3 separate regions of the Homo sapiens genome follow, and regions 1 and 2 are each linked to region 3. The links are chromatin contacts, found by Hi-C or POLR2A ChIA-PET in ENCODE. All regions are on one chromosome and are shown on one strand. Each heading gives the region's core, a stretch centred on a gene start or an enhancer-like site at or near the end of the contact. The rest is flanking DNA. Distances are from core to core; before and after follow the strand shown.

Region 1 (2,929 bases), core at 3-2,502, 220 kb after region 3:
CAGATACTATCCAATTGTTCTCCAAATGGTAGTATAATTATAGGCTCACCAGAAGTATTGGAGAGTTCCTATTGCTTTATATTCTTGTCATCACTTGGTATTGTCAAATTTAAAAAATTTTTGCTAATCTTATTGTGAAATGATATCAATATTTTAATTTGTGTTATCTGTTAACTAGTGTATTTCATCATCTTCCTACATGTTTATAGGTCATATGGATTTCCTTTTAGGTATCCTTATCTATTGCCCATTTTTTGCTTTTGGGAATTGTCTATTTTTATTGCATATTTTTCTAGTGACTAACTTTATATTTTTCTTCATTTATGTGCAATTTTCCTTGATTCTCAAAGTCCATATATTCAGGAAGACCTCCCCACCCCCTTTGATTTTTAAGACATTACTGGAATTTCACCTGTAAACTTTAAACCTGGAGTAAGTCAATCCTCCTGAGATTTTTCCTTCAGATTTTAATCTTTTTCCTGTTTCTATTTGCCTGCCATTACTCCTTATTTTACTAATTCATTTAAACTATAGCGGATTTTCCCCTTTTTTGGTTTTGGGAGGTTGGTGGTGATTTGCAGAGGGAGAAATGAGAAGCAATAGAAAAATAAATAAAAATTTGCCTAAAGTTTATAAAATTGATATAGCTATGTGTAAAATGCTTAGAATATGCTTGTGAACCTTGCTGGGGTTTTTTTTTTACATTTGAAATTCATTCTAGATTCAGCATTGTACAGCCAAAGGCCATTTATTTCATTTTATATTGTCTGCGTTGCAGATGCTCATCATTACATGATTAGTTTGTGTGTGTGCATGTGTGTGTGTGTGTGTGGTCCGCGCAGTGCCTGTTTTCCCCCACATTCTCAAGACAGTTCCATGTATCTATCCATTATTCTGCAAAGCAACTGCATTAACAGTTGAAACTTCACGCAGTACCACTGGTGCTTTGACATTTTTGTGATATTAGAGAGAAAATGACCAAGTACTTGGTAGCTGTGTTTCCCAAATACTTTAAAGGTGGTTTAAAGGGTAAAAGGAGATGATGTAAGTAGTGCTTGCTTATTTATCTTCTGTCAGGGTGTGGTAATAGCAGCAAGGGCCTGGAGCTCCTGAGCTGTTTACAATTGTCACAGAGCCTGTGAGGCTGGGAAACCTTCCTCGAGAATATGCTGGCCCAGATTTCTTCAGCATTCCTTCTCTGTTGCTTCTGCCTTCTGCCTTACGTGCCAGAGAAAGAACTCATGACTTCTGTCCAGAGTCACAAAATCTTGGCTGATCTTGATGAAGGAGTCTTGCAGCATATTCTCATGGCATGAATCTTTTGAAGAGAGGTGCCAGTATAACATAGCTTCACTAGGAAAACTCTTCCTAGAATAGAATTGGATTTCTTTTTTTAATGGTTTGATGTAAGTCAATGAAGAAACTTGAGTCTATTTTAGTGTAGAATGACTTCAACCCCCATCAAGTTTGGAAGTCTTCTCTGTGTGAGATTTAGAAAGGCTGTACACAATACAATTAGGTCTTGCTTTGTGAAGAAATTAGTATAAAAAATGACAATTAATTTAGAAGTGATCATTTTAAAGCATGTTTTGTATAAAAATATACTCCAGTATTTGTAGAAAAAAGCCCTAAACTGAGTCTTGATTTTATTTTTAAAAAATTTGTAAGTGGTAAGGATTTTGGTTTTCCTAAGCACCATATACTTAAATACCATTATCACACTTAAAAGAGTATTAACAATTCCAGTAATATAATCTTGAAATTTCCTGATTGTCTCAAAAATCTTCGCTTTTGCCTCTTTTATAACAGTTTTAACTCTTCAGATTCCCTTCCCTTTGCTTTTTTATGCCACTGATTTATTGGAGAAACCAGGTCATTTGTCCTGTATAATGTTCCACATTCTGGATTTGACTGATTGCTCTCTTGTGCTGGTGTTTAACTTGATCCTATATCCCCACTATTCCCTGCAAACTGGTAGTTAGAACCGAAGGCTTGATTCAATTCAGGTCGAATCTTTTCTTTCTTCCTCTTTTTTTTGGTAAGAATCCTTTATAGTTGATGTTGTGGTATTGCATCATGTCATGAGAAACATAGTGTCTGGTCATCCTCATTGAGTGATACTGAGATGAATATGTGGATTCTGTTTGTACACTGTTACTCTGTTGGTATAGAAGGGCCCATTATAGTCATTTAAAACTTTTTAAGATGCTTAAGAATCTCAGAAAAGATTCTAACTTAGCAGGTGTAAGGGAAGAAACATCTATTATTAATAAAACATGCAACACATACAAAAACCCCCAAACCTCTCTACATTTACTCAGATGTGGTAAGAATCACTACATTTAAAATGTAATTAGAGTGACAAAAATTTACTCTTCTACAAATGCTTTGAGATTGTTTATCTTATATAAAATGAAGCATATTTTAAAATATTAAGAGCTGTAAAGATGTTTGAGATTGCTGTGGTGTAATAAAAAAGTACTGACTCTGGACACAGGAGGCCAAATCATTTTTTTGAGGTCTATTTTTTTTTACATTTAGAAAATAATAAGACCGGGCATGGTGGCTCACACCTGTAATCCAGCACTTTGAGAGGCCGAGGCGTGTGGGTCACCTGAGATCGGGAGTTTGAGACCATCCTGGTCAACATGGCAAAACTCTGTCTCTACTAAAAATACAAAAATTAGCTGGGCGTGGTGTTGCGTACCTGTAATCCCAGCTACTCGGGAGGCTGAGGCAGGAGAATTGCTTGAACCCAGGAGGCAGAGGTTGCAATGAGCCAAGATCGTGCCTCTGCACTGCAACCTCAAAAAGAAAAGAAAAGAAAAGAAAAATAACATATCTATCACAGGGTTGTTTTAATGATTAAATGAAATTATTTATTTGGAAGCAATTCAGCACCCAGTAATTAATTGAGTCTAAATCTGAA
Region 2 (2,826 bases), core at 153-2,652, 210 kb before region 3:
TACCTCTTCTCTTGCCTCTCAGGGCGTTGTTCTCATTCGCAGGCTGGCTTCCCCTCATGATGGCAAGAAGGCTGCCAGCCACCCCCAGAGTAATTCAATTCCTCACCAGTGGCCAGGGAGGGAGAAACCTTGTTTCTGGAAGTTCTGTCAGCAGAGCGAGAAAGCTTTTTCCTGACTCTCAGTAAATCTCCCAATATAAGTCATGAGCCCATCCACTAATAACGTATCTGGTAAGTGGGGCTCTGCTGGTTAATTGAGGGTGAAACTTCATGCCCTTTTCTATGGCCAGGGTGGGATCAGCTTCTGCCAGAGCACATAAACGGCACAGCAGAATGGGGAGGTAGGGAGGTGGGGGTACCCGAAAATAATTAAGGTGATGACCTAGAGAGGAAGGAGTAGATGCTACAGAAGCTACCATGAGGTTCACTCAGAGATCCTCTGCTCTCAGCATGACAACAGGACTCAGCAGAAAGCACAGATGTGTGATGCTGTCAAGACTCTGACAGTGGGAACTGGGGGGCAGGCCTACCCAAGAGGCATTCAAATTCACACTTTCAAAAAAAAATGCTGGCCAAGCAAAACCTATATCTGCAGATATATCTGCCGATCTGGAGAACAGATGAGGAAACCAAGAAGCAAAGCAGGGAAGTAATTGCCTAATCACAAAAGTTGCCATACCCTGAGGTCCTTGTGCATACATCTGTCACCACCTTTTACAGAAGAGGAAAACGGCTTCCGGATGTCAACGAATTTGCCCAAAGCCACATGGCCAGTGAGTGACAGGGCCAGGATTTGGACCCAAGCCTGTGTAGCCCCCATTCCTCTGTTCTTTCCCAATGTCTAAAAGTTGGATTGGTGGCATTAACAGAAAGAAAAACCCCAAGCCAGTTCAAAGCTCTATTATACTGTGTGTCAGCAAGAAGTTTTAGGAGCCCATCTAATGTCATGGGCTGTGGAATATATAACCAAGTGAATGGAAAGGGAAGAAGATTTTGTGAAGCAAATACTTTCAGTGATAAAGTGAGTTGTCAGTGAATTTTATCCAGGGAAGAGAAGAACCATCTGCCCTGAGTACAGGCACCCAGGAAGCACAGGGTGAATCCTGCCTGGCTCAGTGGATGCCGGCAGCTTCTGGCATCCTGGCACGGGCACAGTGGCAGTTTATAAACTCCTTTTCCATAAGCTGTCAGACTTGGAGAGGTCCTGCAGGATATCTGGGCCTTGGCATCGGCAAAGTGATCACGAGAGATGTTCAGCTCTCTGAGAAGTGCAAGTCTTGGCTTGCATCCACTGTGTGGGAGCCCCAGGCGAGCTGCGACCTTCTCCTCCTGTCTGCTGACTTGCCACTGGAGAGAAAGTCAGGTTTCACAGGATGCTTAAGAAACTGCAGTGAAGAGGAAATGCAGGGGTCTGTGTGTTTCTAACCCAGTGCCTGCCCCTTCTTCTCCTTGCAGCCTGCTTCGTTGTTGTGCTCTGTGCTTTCCTGGCTCTGCCGCTGTCCATGACCTTCATAGGTAAGCTGCCTTCCGAGCTGCTGGACGCCACAGGTCAGCCAGGTTGGGGCATGGACCCAAGGCATGTAATCTTTAAACATTAAATATGTGTTTAAGAAGAACTGGCCAGCCCGATGATTCCCAGACACCTATGTGCCATCTCAGAATGACTTGGTGAAGATTTAAAAAATACACATTCCTGGGCCCCGCCCTGGGAGATATCAGTGCAGTATATCTGGGTGGGGACAGACACTCTCTTTTAGAAATCTGTCCCCAGATGATTCTGATCCCTCCAGCCCAAGTTTGGAAGTGACTGGGCTAGAGGTTTCCCAAAGTCCCTTCCCAGTTCCTATGTTCCCTTGTGGAAGCAGGTTGCAAGCAATACAAAAAATGCACCTGGCGTTAGGTGATGTATGGGCACTCTATACATTTTTTTTTTTTTTTTTTTGCTGAATGAATGAGTAAATATTTCCATAAATCACGTATATTAAACAACCTCATAATCCAGAAGTGTGAGGTCTAGCGAAGGTCAGGGGAGGGGCAGGATGGGGGAAGCTCCTTAAGTAGCTAAAAATTGTTATCACGTGTCAGTGAAATTAATCTCATGCTCCTGAACATTGCTAATGGGAGCCCTGTGTACAGGACCTAGCTACCCCTATTTACCTAGAAGCCCAGCATGGCTGGGCATGGTGGCTCACGCCTGTAATCCCAGCAGTTAGTGGGGCTGAGGCGGGCCGATTGCTTGAGCCCAGGAGTTTGAGACTAGCCTGGGCAACATAGTGAGACCTTGTCTCTACCAAAAAATGCAAGTCTTGACTTAAAAATTAGCTGGGTGTGGTTGCGTGTGCCTGTAGTCCCAGCTACTCGGGGGACTGAGGTGGGATGATCGTGCCACTATACCTCCAGCCTGGGCAACAGGACTGAGACCCTGTCTCCAAAAAAAAAAAAAAACACAAAAACAAAAAAGAAGCAGCTCAGCAGGCCCAGTGTTCTAGGTCCAAGCTCACAGCATATTGGAGCAGAAAGTAAAAGAGCATAGGAGTTGTTGCAAAACAGCAACAACGAAACACCCAGTACCCTAATTGCTTAATGGGTAGGAGCCTTCCTTTTGAGGTGATGAAAATGTTTTCGAACTAGATGGAGGTGGTAGTTGCACAACACTGTGAATCCACTAAATGCCACTGAATTATTCACTTTAGAATGGTTTCTTTTGTTATGTAAGTTTCACCCTGCCACCCCTGCTAAAGCCACAATACTAAAAATGGAAACAAAAACAGTATCCTTAGATCTGTAAGACATGAAAGCTAACAGCCTGACAGGAAATAAAAAAGAA
Region 3 (2,794 bases), core at 188-2,687:
ACTAATGTCTTTATAAAGATGAGGTCTCACTATGTTGATTAGGCTGGTCCCGAACTTCTGGGCTCAAGTGATCCTCCTGCCTGGGCCTCCCAAAGAGCTGGGATTACAGGCAAAAACCACCACATGTGGCCTGTTCTTTTATTTTCGAATATTCTGCTTTTTAAAAAGTCATTACTGGTTAAAAAATAGAAATCCATCCTTGCAAAACACACACACAGAATAATTCACCTAGCAAAAAATTCAAACCCCTAAGTATAAAAAGTAAAAAATAACCAAATCTCTTACCTTGATTCCTTTATATGCATACATAGATTTTTTTTAAAAGAAAGAGACATGGTGTCACAAAAAGAGTATACATATTACTTTGCAAAGTCGTTACTTAACAGCTTTCTAGTTAATAATTGTATTGTATGGTCATAACATAATTTATTTAACCATGTCCCTACTGATGGACATTTCAGCTTATTCCACATTTTTATTTAATTGCAATGCATGATTTATCCCAAGAAGTAAAATTTGTCCCAATAAGTGGGCCTGTTTAAACGGCCTTTGTTAAACAATCAAAGGGTGTGTATATTTCACATCGACAGGTACTGCCAAACTGTTCTTCAAAGTGATGGTATCAACAGTACTATCAAAATATATGAAAAGTGCCTTTTCTCCTTAGATCCTTATTATCTATTTTAAAAAATATTTACCAATCTGGGAATCAAAAAATGATGTTTCAGTGTTTTTTTTTTAATTTGCACTGATTTAATTATTTGTTTCCAACTTTATTTTTTACTATCTGTATGTTGTCTTTGGAGAAATATCTACCTGTCCATATTTTTTATTTTTTAATAGGGTTAGCTTTTTTATATTATTTGAGGCTTTTAATCTATTATGAATACTAAGACTTTTCAACTTGTGTTGCAAATATCCTCTCTAACTCTTCATTTATGAATGCTGGCTTTCAACATATGAATATGGTTAAATTAGTCACAATTTCCCATTATAATTTCTGGGTTTCAAGATAGTTTTTAAACTAATTCCAAGCTTAATAAATCAATTGAGAGAACACACCCACAAAGGATACAATTAACCCCGTGTTTTTACCTCTTTATGTGCACTCTGAGCTTACTTTATTCTTTTACATCAATGTGTATATGATCTCTCAGAGTGCTAAGGCACTCAAAGAACCCAGCAAAACACCCAGTGTAGATTTTCAATAAATGTTCATTTATTTCATTCCTCCTGAGTCCCATTAGTTTAGAGACAACAGACACATAATTCTTTTTAAAATATTTTCCAACAGAATTCCAATTGTGTTCAGGGTGACAACGTGCCCGGCCAAAACTACATTTCCCAGCCTTGTCTCCAGCTACGGGTGGCAATGTGACACAGTTTTGGTTAATGACATGTAAGCGGAAGTCACTGAACTGAGCTTCCAGGAAGCTCTTTGAAAGAGAACAGGCACAGCTGGTACGTGCCTTTTGCCATCTGCCCTTCTCCTCCTTCCTGCCTGGAAAGCAGATGCAATGCTGACTGGAGAGCAGCCATCGTGAGGCTTCAAAGGGACAAGATCACTAAGGATGGCTGAATGGAAAGGCAGCAGCACCATGGGTCTCTGATAGCATCTCTGAGCCACTGACCAACCCTAGAATGCCCACCTCTGGACTTCTTGGTATAAAAGGAAAATAACCGTTTACTTGTTTAAGACATTGTGAATGAGTCAGGTTTTCTGTTCGTTGCAGCAAAATCTAGAATCTAAACTATATATCAGGGTTCACTCAACATCTTCATATAAATTTTAAAACAACCCTTTCATTTTCATAGCTTGAGATAATCCCTTGAAGAACAGCTATGCTGGTTTGAAAGGCAAGTTCTCTATTCACAGATACACTTTTTTTTTTTTTTTTTTTTTTTTGGAGACCGAGTCTCGCACTGTCGCCCAGGCTGGGGTGCAGTGGCACGATCTTGGCTCACTGCAACCTCTGCCTCCCAGGTTCAAGCGATTCTCCTGCCTCAGCCTCCCAAGTAGTTGGGATTACAGGCGCCCACCACCAGGCCCAGCTAATTTTTTGTATTTTTAGTAGAAACGGGGTTTCACTATGTTAGCCAGGCTGGTCTCAAACTCCTGACCTCATGATCCACTCGCCTCAGCCTCCCAAAGTGCTGGGATTACAGGCATGATTACATGGGACGCCTGGCCTTATTCACAGACATACTTAATTTTAAAAGGAGAAATCAAATCATTAAACACTTCAAGTACAAAATTCAAGAACACCCTTAAGGAGAAGTCAGTAATCAGCAACATATGGTGTCACCTGTGCTAACTTGGTGTTAAATTACCCTTATCAGCACACCACATGGCTTGTTTTAGCTGTGACATAAAATTTAGGCATCTAAGACTTTTCCACGAAAAAAAAAATCACAGCTAAGAAGGAATTCTTAACAATTATACAAGACTGAGTATGTATTTTTGTCATTAATCCATTCCCAAGAATTTGGGCTCACTTGTAGCTTGAAATGAAGAATTAAGAAAATATTACAGAATGTGCCCAGGGAAAGACCCACCACTGTCCAAAATCATGTTCTTCAAAGTATTTCACTAGATAAGGAAGGAAATGCACAAGCTGATGGAACTATTTAACCACTCTACTACTGGAAAGAACAATCTCAAAATGTAGTCCTGTTTTAGTCCTCACTTTAGCTAGCCAGCCTCTCAGAACCGAAGAATGAGCAAAAGCCCCGCAAGAGGAGCAGATTGAGCCCTCGACAGAGGTCCTCTCCAGGATGGCAGTCATTTCAGCTT

Evidence for each region. A loop is a pair of places that touch in the nucleus more often than their neighbours do. ChIA-PET counts read pairs that join two places held with the same protein, here RNA polymerase II (POLR2A). Pooled maps may share reads with other maps.
Region 1: POLR2A ChIA-PET joins it to region 3 with 11 read pairs in CD8-positive, alpha-beta memory T cell. The contact joins two enhancer-like sites. POLR2A ChIA-PET finds 5 or more read pairs at or near these places in 3 of 52 experiments (CD8-positive, alpha-beta memory T cell, GM12878 and activated CD4-positive, alpha-beta T cell).
Region 2: a loop to region 3 is called in a pooled map, with 2.4 times the contacts of the local background. The contact joins two enhancer-like sites. A Hi-C loop is called at or near these places in 5 of 50 pooled maps. POLR2A ChIA-PET finds 5 or more read pairs at or near these places in 5 of 52 experiments (B cell, GM10248, activated CD4-positive, alpha-beta T cell and 1 more).

The regions. Positions count from the first base shown.
Region 1 is chr13:51,395,719-51,398,647 of GRCh38, reverse strand. All of the region lies in intron 4 of INTS6 (integrator complex subunit 6), which reads left to right. Among named protein-coding and RNA genes, the nearest start is that of MIR5693, 49 kb to the right of the region's middle. Within about 2 kb of position 1,252, at least 9 of the 41 ENCODE cell types and tissues checked have a DNase peak (open chromatin) inside an H3K27ac peak, as active enhancers do.
Region 2 is chr13:51,825,254-51,828,079 of GRCh38, reverse strand. TMEM272 (transmembrane protein 272) reads left to right here. Exons shown (of 5, transcript NM_001351003.2): 3 at 1,455-1,514. Among named protein-coding and RNA genes, the nearest start is that of TMEM272, 19 kb to the left of the region's middle. Within about 2 kb of position 1,402, at least 14 of the 41 ENCODE cell types and tissues checked have a DNase peak (open chromatin) inside an H3K27ac peak, as active enhancers do.
Region 3 is chr13:51,613,299-51,616,092 of GRCh38, reverse strand. The region is part of intron 1 of WDFY2 (WD repeat and FYVE domain containing 2); the gene reads right to left. Among named protein-coding and RNA genes, the nearest start is that of WDFY2, 30 kb to the right of the region's middle. RefSeq lists enhancers at 1,528-1,617, 1,648-1,707. Within about 2 kb of position 1,437, at least 16 of the 41 ENCODE cell types and tissues checked have a DNase peak (open chromatin) inside an H3K27ac peak, as active enhancers do.